2 separate regions of the Homo sapiens genome follow, and region 2 is linked to region 1. Evidence: read pairs that join two places in POLR2A ChIA-PET (ENCODE). Cell type or tissue: IMR-90. All regions are shown on one strand.

Evidence for each region. ChIA-PET counts read pairs that join two places held together with the same protein. Peaks named below come from ENCODE experiments on the same cell type or tissue, not always from the same donor. Only the 100,000 strongest peaks of a DNase experiment are listed, where the experiment ranks them.
Region 2: POLR2A ChIA-PET joins it to region 1 with 5 read pairs; 2 of 35 experiments call an interaction of 5 or more read pairs at or near these places.

What each region holds. Positions count from the first base shown.
Region 1 is chr21:27,958,271-27,963,270 of GRCh38, forward strand. No RefSeq gene overlaps it. Among named protein-coding and RNA genes, the nearest start is that of LINC00314, 53 kb to the right of the region's middle. In IMR-90, no CTCF peak of the experiment used is centred here; no DNase peak of the experiment used is centred here.
Region 2 is chr21:28,205,598-28,210,597 of GRCh38, forward strand. All of the region lies in intron 3 of LINC01695 (long intergenic non-protein coding RNA 1695), which reads right to left. Among named protein-coding and RNA genes, the nearest start is that of LINC01695, 21 kb to the right of the region's middle. In IMR-90, no CTCF peak of the experiment used is centred here; a DNase peak (open chromatin) is centred at 2,364; H3K27ac peaks cover 1,966 bases.

The sequences.
Region 1 (5,000 bases):
TTATAGACATAAAAGATAAAAACTAACGTCTTACAAGAAAACATAAGCAATGTATTTGATCTGAATGTAAAGAAAAATGTCTTAAACAAGGTGCAGTAAGTGCAAAGCATAAAAAAGTTTATAAATTTGACATTAAAATTAAAAACTTCTGTGTATCAAAGCATCCTGAAGAAAAAGTAAACACACACACAGAATCAAGAAAGAATATGTTTTCAAAATCTGTAACTAACTCCTACAAATCAATAACAAATAAGCTATGCAACCCCCAAAATGAGCAAAAATAAGGAGAAATCAGCAGCGTGCTGAAGAGGAAGCATAAAATGTGAAAAATTGTAGGATAAGTTGATCAACGTCTTATGCTGCTGGTGAGGATATAATATGGCATAACCATTTTGAAGACGCACTTTTGCATTATCTTGTAAATTTGAAAATATACATCATCTATGACCTAGCAAGTACACTATTAAATAAATGTCCTGGCAAAACTTCTGCTCACAGCGTAACATGAGTATTGATTCTTCTATTCTTCTAACAGCATCATTGGGTCACTCAGTAGTGTTTCACTGGTGACTGGTTTCATCTGAAATTTTTTATAAAGTTTATTTTAGGTTCAGGGGTACATGTGCAGGGTTGTTATATAGAAAAAACTCGTGTCACTGGGTTTTTTGTACAGATTATTTCATCATGTAAACTTAGTACTCAATTGTTACTTTTTCTGATCCTCTCCCTCTTTCCACCCTCCACCCCCAAGTAGGCTCTAGTGTCTGTTGTTCCCTTCTTGTGTTTTCATCATTTAGCTCCCATTTATAAGTGAGGATATGCTATATTTGGTTTTCTGTTCCTATGTTAGTTTTCTAAGGATAATGGCCTCCAGCTCCATCCATGTTCATACAAAGGACATGACCTCATTCTTTTTTTATGGATGCATAGTATTCTATGGTGCATATGTGCTTATGTGTACCACATTTTCTTTATTCAGTCTACCATTGATGGGCACTTATATTGATTCCATGTCTTTGCTGTAGTGAATAGTGCTGCAATGAACATACATGCCCATGTGTCTTAATGGTAGAATTATTTACATTTCTTGGTATATACCCAGTAATGGGATTCCTGAGTCTAATGGTAGTTCTGGTTTTAGCTCTTTGAAGAATCATCATACTGCTTTCTGCAATGATTGAACTAATTTACACTCCCACCAACAGTATATAAGTGTTCCCTTTTCTCTGCAACCTCTCCAGCCCCTACTATTTTTTTACTTTTTGATAATAGCCATTCTGACTGGTATGAGATAACATCTCATTGTGGTTTTTATTTGCATTTTTCTGATGACAAATGATTTCAGCTTTTTTTTTCATATGCTTGTTGGCTTCATGTATATCTTCTTTTGAAAAGTGTCTGTTCACATCATTTGCCCACTTTTAAATGGGGCTGTTTGTTTCTTCCTTATAAATTTATTTACTTTCCTTAAACAAATTAAAAAAATTAAAAAGCTGGATATTAGACCATTGTCAGATGCATAGTTTGCAAATATTTTATCCCATTCTGTAAGTTGTCTGTTTACTCATTGATAACTTCTTTTGCTGTGTAGAAACTCTTTAATTTAATTAGATTCTATTTGTCAAGTTTTGTTTCTGTTGCAGTTGTTTTTGGCATCTTCGTTGTGAAATTTTAGCCAATTCCTGTGTCCAGAATGGTATTTCCTAGGTTGTCTTCCAAGGTTTTTATAGTTTTGAGAACTACATTTAAGTGTTCATTCCATCTTGAGTTGATTTTTGTATATTGGACAAGTAAGGGGTCCAGTATTAATCTTCTACATATGGTTAGCCAGTTACCTTAGTGTTGCAGAAAGTTCAGGGACCCCAAACGGAGGGACCGGCTGGAGCCGTGGCAGAGAAATATGAATTGTGAAAATTTCATGGACATTTATCAGTACCCAAATAACACTTTTATAATTTTTTATGCCTGTTCTTTACTTTAATCTCTTAATCCTGTTATCTTCGTAAGCTGAGGATATATGTCACCTCAGGACCACTGTGATAATTGTGTTAACTGTACACATTGATTGTAAAACATATGTGTTTGAACAATAAGAAATCAGTGCACCTTGAAAAAGAACAGTATAACAGCAATATTTAGGGAACAAGGGAAAACAACCATAAGGTCTGACTGCCTGTGGGATCGGGCAAAAAGAGCCATATTTTTCTTCTTGCAGAGAGCCTATAAACAGACATGCTAGTAGGAGAGATATTGCTAAATTCTTTTCCTAGCAAGGAATATTAATATTAATACCCTGGGAAAGGAATGCATTCCTGGGGGGAGGTCTATAAACGACCACTCTGAGAGTGTCTGTCTTATACAGTTGAGATAAAGACTGAGATACGCCCTGGTCTCCTGCAGTACCCTCAGGCTTATTAGGGTGGGGAAGAAACTCTGCCCTGGTAAATTTGTGGTCAGAACGGTTCTCTGTTCTTGAACCCTGTTTTCTGTTGTTTAAGATGTTTATCAAGACAATACGTGCACAGCTGAACATAGACCTTTATCAGTTGTTCTGCTTTGTCTTTGTCCTGTTCCCTCAGAAGCATGTGATCTTTGCTCTGCTTTTTGCCCTTTGAAGCATGTGATCTTTGTACCTACTCCCTGTTTTACACCCCTTCCCCTTTTGAAACCCTTAATAAAAAACTTTCTGGTTTGAGCCTCAGGTGAGCATCATGGTCCTACCGACATGTGATGTCACCCCCAGCGGCCCAGCTGTAAAATTCCTCTCTTTGTACTCTTTCTCTTTATTTCTCAGCCAGCTGACACTTATGGAAAATAGAAAGAACCTACATTGAAATATTGGGGTTGGGTTCCCCCGATACCCTAGTACCGTTTATTAAATACGAAGTTCATTCCCCACTGCTCATTTTTGTCAACTTTTTTGAAAATCAGATACGTAGTTATAGGTGTATGGCTTATTTCTGGGCTCTCTAGTCTGTTCCATTGATCTATGTGTCTGCTTTTGTACCATGAGGTCCATGTTGTACCAACAGGTCCACGTTGTACCAACAGGACCAAGCTGTTTTAGTTACTACAGCCCTGTAGTATAGTTTGAAGTCGAGGAACGTGATGCCTCCTGCTTTGTTGATTTTGTTTAGGATTGCCTTGGATATTCAAGTTCTTTTCTGGTTCCATATAAATTTTAAAATAGTTTTTTTCTAGTTCTGTAAATAATATCATTGGTAGTTGGATAGGAATAGTATTGATTTTGTAAATTGCTTTGGACAGTATGACCATTTTAACCATATTAATTTCTTCCTATCCATGAGCATGAAATGTTTTTCCATTTGTTTGTTTCATCTCTGATTTTTTAAGCAATGTCTGGTAATTCTCATTGTACTGATCTTTCAACTCCCTGGTTAGCTGTTCCTAAGAACTTTATTATTTTTGTGAGTATTGTGAATTGAATTGTATTTTTGACTTTGCCCTCAGCTTGGCTGTTTTTGGTGTATAGGAATGCTAGTAATTTTTTTTTTTTTTTTTTTTTTTTTTTTTTTTTTTTGAGACAAGATCTTGCTCTGTTTCCCAGGCTGGAGTACAGTGGCAAGATCGTGGCTCACTACAGCCTCTGCCTCCCAAGTTCAAGCAATCCTCCCATCTCAGCTAACCCAGTAGGTGGTAACACAGGTGCATGCCACCACATCCACCTAATTTTTTATGTTTTGTAGAGACAAGGTATCACCATGTTTTTCAGGGTGGTCTTGGGCTCCTGGGTTCAAGCAATCCACCCACCTCAGCCTCCCAAAGTGCTGGGATTACAGGCATGAGACACTACACCTGGCTGGAATGCTAGTGATTTTTGTACATTGATGTATCCTGAAACTTTGCTGAAGTTGTTTATCAGCTGAAGGAGCTTTTGGGCTGTGACTATGGGGTTTTCTAGATATAGAATCATATCGTCTGCAAATAGGGATAGTTTGACTTCCTTTCTTCCTATTTGGGTGTCGTTTATTTCTTTCTCTTGCCTGATTACGCTGGCCTGGACTTCCAATACTTCGATGAATAGGAGTGATGGAGAGGGTATTTTTGTCTTGTGCCGGTTTTCCAGAGAAATGTTTCAAGCTTTCGCCCATTCAGTAAGATGTCGGCTATGGATTTGTCATAGATGGATCTTACTATTTTAAGTCTGTTCCTTCAATAGCTAGTTTCTTGAGAGTTTTTAACATGAATGAATGTTGAGTTTTATCAGAAGCTTTCTCTGCATCTATTGAGATAATCATGTAGTTTTTGTATTTAGTTCTGTTTATGTGATGAATCACATTTATTTTTGTTTTTATTTATTTATATGTTTTGAGACAGAGTCTTGCTCTGTCACCATTCTGGAGTACAGTGGCGCAATCTCAGCTCACTGCAACCTCCACCTCCCAGGTTCAAGCAATTCTGCTGCCTCAGCCTCCCAAGTAGCTTGGACTTCAGGCACGCACCAACACACCCGGCTAATTTTTTGTATTTTAGTAGAGATGGGGTTTCACCATGTTGGACAAGATGGTCTCTATCTCCTGACCTTGTGATCTGCCCACCTCAGCCTCCCAAAGTGTTGGGATTACAGGCGTGAGCCACCGCACTCTGCCAAATCACGTTTATTAATTTGCATATGTTAAACCACCTTTGCATCTCAGGGATAAAGCTAACTTGATCATGATGGACTAACTTTTTGTTGTGCTGCTGGATGTGTTTCGCTAGTGTTTTTTTGTTGAAGATTTTTTCATCAATGTCCATCAAAGATATTGGCCTGAAGTTTTCTTTTACTGTTGTGTTTCTGTCAGACTTTAATATCAGGATGATGCTGGCCTCAAAGAATAAGTTGGGGAGGAGTCCTTCCTTCTCATTTTTTTCAAATAGTTTCAGTAGAAACGTTACCAGCTCTTCTTTGTACAGCTGGTAGAATTTGTCTATGAATCTGTCTGGTCCTGGGCTTTTATTTGGTTGGTAAGCTATTTATTACTGATTCAGTTTTAGAG
Region 2 (5,000 bases), 250 kb after region 1:
TCACGCCTGTAATCCCATCACTTTCGGAGGCCAAGGCAGGCAGATCATGAGATCAGGGGATCAAGACCTTCCTGGCTAACAGGGTGAAACCCCGTCTCTACTAAAAATAAAAATTAAAAAAAAATTAGCCAGGCGTGGTGGCACGAGCCTGTAATCACAGCTACTCGGGAGGCTGAAGCAGGAGACTCGCTTGAACCCAGGAGGCTAAGGTTGCAGTGAGCTGAGATCGCACCACTGCACTCCAGCCTGGGTGACAGAGTGAGACTCTGTCTTAAAAAAAAAAAAAAAAAAAAAAAGTAGTAATTTTTAAAGTATTATTTGAGAATTTGGAGAAAACAGAAAACATAAAGATTATTGTGACTGACATAATTATGAATCTAGAACCATTTATTTTGGATTGTGAGAATTTAAATCGTTAATTAATGTATATGTGTACATGTATATAGTGTGTGTGTATATGGCTGCAAATAATATTTATGTAAACATATAGCATTATATAACGAAATTTTAATCCACTTTTGTAAAATCTTTCCATTTTAAACTTCAGGAATTTAAGAAAAAATAATATGCATCTAAAGTTTTAATACCTTAAAAAATACATTACTTGATTAAAACAAAATTAATTTCAGGCCAGGTGCAGTGGCTCATGCCTGTAATCCCAGCACTTTGGGAGGCCGAAGTGGGCAGATCACGTGGTCAGGAGATCGAGACCATCCTGGCTAACATCGTGAAACCCCATCTCTACTAAAAATACAAAAAATTAGCCGGGTGTGGTGGCAGGTGCCTGTAGTCCCAGCTACTCGGGAGGCTGAGGCAGGAGAATGGCGTGAACCCGGGAGGCGGAGCTTACAGTGAGCTGAGATTGCACCACTGTACTCCAGTCTGGGCAACAGAGCAAGACTCTGTTCAAAAAAAAAAAATTAATTTCAAAGTGTTTGCAAAAAAAAGCATTTTACGAATGCCAAATGTATTACTGAAGAACAACAAAATAATTCAAGTAAAGGAGGATTTTACTACCTTGGATTTATTATAAGAAAATGCAAGGGTCTTCAGCTATGGAGAAAACCCTGGGAAATATAATAAATTAGACAATCTCTTTATGTAACTCTTTTGCTTTTTCTTTTCTTTTTTTTTTTTTTCTTTTTTTTTCTATTTTGAGACAGAGTTTTGCTCTCGTTGCCAGGCTGGAGTGCAATGGCGCGATCTCAGTTCACTGCAACCTCTGCCTCCCCGGGTTCAAGCGATTCTCCTGCCTCAGCCTCCCGAGTAGCTGGGATTACAGGGATGTGCCACCAAGCCTGGCTAATTTTGTATTTTTAGTAGAGATGGGGTTTCTCCATGTTGGTCAGGCTGGTCTTGAACTCCCGATCTCAGATGATCGGCCCGCCTCGGCCTCCCAAAGTCCTGGCATTACAGGCGTGAGCCACCACGCCCGGTCCTATGTAATTCTTTTGCTAGATGAGCTAGATTAGTGCATAATAGTGATGATTTGGTTATTTCTGAAGTACTGCTTCTTTTGTCTGTTCCAGTGTTGTGTCATAGAAGATCCTTTGACAACCATTTGCAGAAAGTTCTTTAAAACAACAACAACAACAACAACACTGAAAATGGCACTTGGGAAAAGATGCCTTTTATCTAAGGCTGGAGAGAAAGAAAAGTCCAAGAACATGGCAGAATAAAACAGAGGCTTAGGGACAAGTCTACAGATGGAATCAGCCAGAAGCAAATTCTATTCTTCCTGCATCAAATACAAAAGAAAGTAAAAGTGATGAAGCCAAGGATCTATACAACTATGAAAATTCATAGTAATTGCAGGAACTATCCCAAAAAGCAAACTTGAAAGCAACTTCAAGTTCTGAATGACAAAATTTAGCAGTCAATTGGGACACTGAATTAATAAAAGATTTATATTATGCAAGCTACAGCTGACGTCCACATTGTAGAAACAAGCGCTCTCTTCTGACTCGTTCCAAGTATACATTATTTTTAAATCATGTCTTAAAATTTAGCCAAAATGGAACTCGAGAGAGCATTATGTAAATCTCACTTCTTGTTTCAATTCCCTCAAAAGTCCCTAGGTCCCATATCAGTAAAGGCTACATATGTGGAATAAGGTTTATAATGTATATAAAACAGAAACCTTCACTGTAACAATAGAACAATAGTCATCCTTGATTTGCTGCTTTATAACCTACCTACTACGTTTATGCAGGGTTACAGCGGGGCTCTGTAAATAATCCCACAAACTCCAAGGAGTACGAGTCTTTGTGTGGAATTCAAGATGTTAATTTTTTCTTTTCTAACTAAATTAACTCCACATGTTTTTTGCTGCAACTAATCTCTTTCCTGTGGAATTAGGCATGGTCTGACTCATTATTTACTTTTTGAACATGACAATTTACTCCAGAGTAGTCCTCATTTCACATAGCCTCAGGCTCCTAGGCCATTTATGTGCACCCAGCATTATTGCTGATCTTTGTAGTTAAGATGTGGATTCTGGAAGGAAATCATAAGACCACCAATATCCAGACTAATGCAACTCGGCCAGCCATCTCGTCAATGGCAGGCTTTAGATAGTATGTGTCTGGGGAGAAATAATTTCTAAGGTGTCTACAGAACTTTAGGACTGATAAAGTTCTCCCAAACATTCCTAAAATGAGTAAGATTTATATTAATTGAGACTGTCCTAAACATCAGACCTTTATCCTTACTTACGATATTGGTAATCCTAACAATGATAAGGTGGAAAATATAACCCATTTTCAACATGAAGAGACACTCATACAGCTAATAAGTAACAGAGCAGAGATTCAAAACCAGCTTCTTTGACGCCAAAGCCAATGCTTTGAAATGAAGCATTTCCATCATTTCTTTTCAAAGTAGCCTGTGGCAGAGACAAGCAGAGATCACTGTGACCCCTCAGAGTTATAAACCAAAGCTCATAAAAATAAATTGACTTATTAAGGCCTCAGAGCTTAGAGATAGAATCTGATCCACAGCCTGACTATAAGGATTCTCTGTGCTGTGCTTATTTATTTTTTCCACCATTAAATTTACTTAAATCATTTAGCTGAAGGTCCAACTTAGGACACTATGAAGTGTTCTTAGGTAGAGAGGAAGGATAGTGGAAGGGAGAGAGAAAGGAGACGAGAGGTGAAACATGAATTTTTTAAGTGAAGAATCTATGTGCTATTTGTTTTGTATCCATAACACCGTAACATTCATAGTAGGTAGCATGGTGTCCTGAACATAGCGACAATAGACATTTAATGACTATATAAGTTAGGTGAATAAAAATAAGAACCCGTTTGTAATTTTTTTCATCTATTTGTTTTCATAATAAAGACCTCATTTTTTATTATGATGATTGCCTGAATATCTGTATACCTTGGTTTAGTTCTGCCCCACCTTTAATTTCAGCTGTGTCACAGTGAATTGCTTTCACCTTCCTGAACTTGATTTTTCTCATGAATATAATATAGAAGTTAGATTAATTAAGTTTAAAATGCTTTCAAACTAAGGTGTATCTGACATAGACAATCTTTTTCAAAAAATGTTTCGTCGTAGGATGACAATCTGGTAGTGAAATTTCCAGCCATATGCAGATATTGATTATATTATATGTGATCTCAAACGTTTCCAGCAACTTGGTACAAGATAGCAACAAAACTTCTGATGTTCTTAATATTTGCTAAGCACCTGTTTATTTTTCATTTATTCTTTATTTCAGCAAGGAATTATTGAAAGACCCCTATGTGAAAGTGCTGGATTAGAAGAATTTCAAGACAACAATGACTGGTGTTCTGAATTACACACAAGATGCCACAGAAGGGAAAAAGATGTGTTTAATGATATTTCTCATTCAACAGGATAGATAACATTTGGACTTGAAGGGAGAGTAGCTGTTCTCTTGCAGCAGGTAGCAAGAGCTGGCCAGCCAAAAGGGCAGCATGTCATGATAACTTTGGGGGATACCAAATTTCTCAGTATAGCCAGTGCAGAGGGGGTTAATGAGGGTAGAGCAGATAATGCTGAGCAGGTAGGCAGGCCCAAGGCCTAAAGGATCCTCTACACCACTCTCAGTTTTTCTATCATATTGTGGGTTATAAGCAATTACTTAAGAACTTTTGGAAGATGAGTGACATAATTATATTTACATTTTGAAAAATCAATATGGCAGTCAGTGGAGGGATGAGGAATGGCAAAGTGGAAAGGAACCCAGTCGTTGAGATAGATAAGGTGGGAAAACCTGAAGGTCTCAACTGAGATTGTCACTTAGGCACAGGAATGATGCATGAGACTTTCTGCCATACTCAACCTGATCCAAGCTTCCCGTCAGGTGTCATACCAAAGAATAGCCTGGTATGTTTTACATTAAAATACATTTTCTGAAACAAAAGAAAACGTGAGAAAAGCCCAATGTGTGAGTAGGTAACAACTAATCAAGTAATTAAACCAAGGCTTTGAGAAAATATCACCATGCCATCGTCTGGATGACAAGAATGTGGTTGCAGATACCTTAAGTCAGAGTGAAAAGTATGGAATACTGGATTGGCAAGGAACAAACTCGGAAAATATACTTCTCTAAAAATAGACGCATTGTTCCTTATTTGCTGGGTCCTTTAGGTACTACTTGATTTGGAAGGAAAGAAATAGATGTGTTGCATATTCTTACAGATATTTTTTTAATGTAAATAGATTTTTCTTCATATTAGGGGAATGTATTTGGATTTGAAATTCAAATACATTTTCAAATTTGTGCCTGAACCATCATCCATCTGGTTCTCCTCCTCACACCCACCACACACCTACCTCTGTATCTCTCTCTTAATGTTTTTATTTCATTGCTTTTCTGCCCAATGGATCAGAACCTCTAGAACCATACATAAATAAAAGATCTAGAGCCTGCCTTAACCGTGGTTTTCCCCACCTCCTATAATGCCTTTGCAGTTGTTCCAGAAGCTGCTATTAGTAACCCCCTCCCCACAAACCGTTGTAAT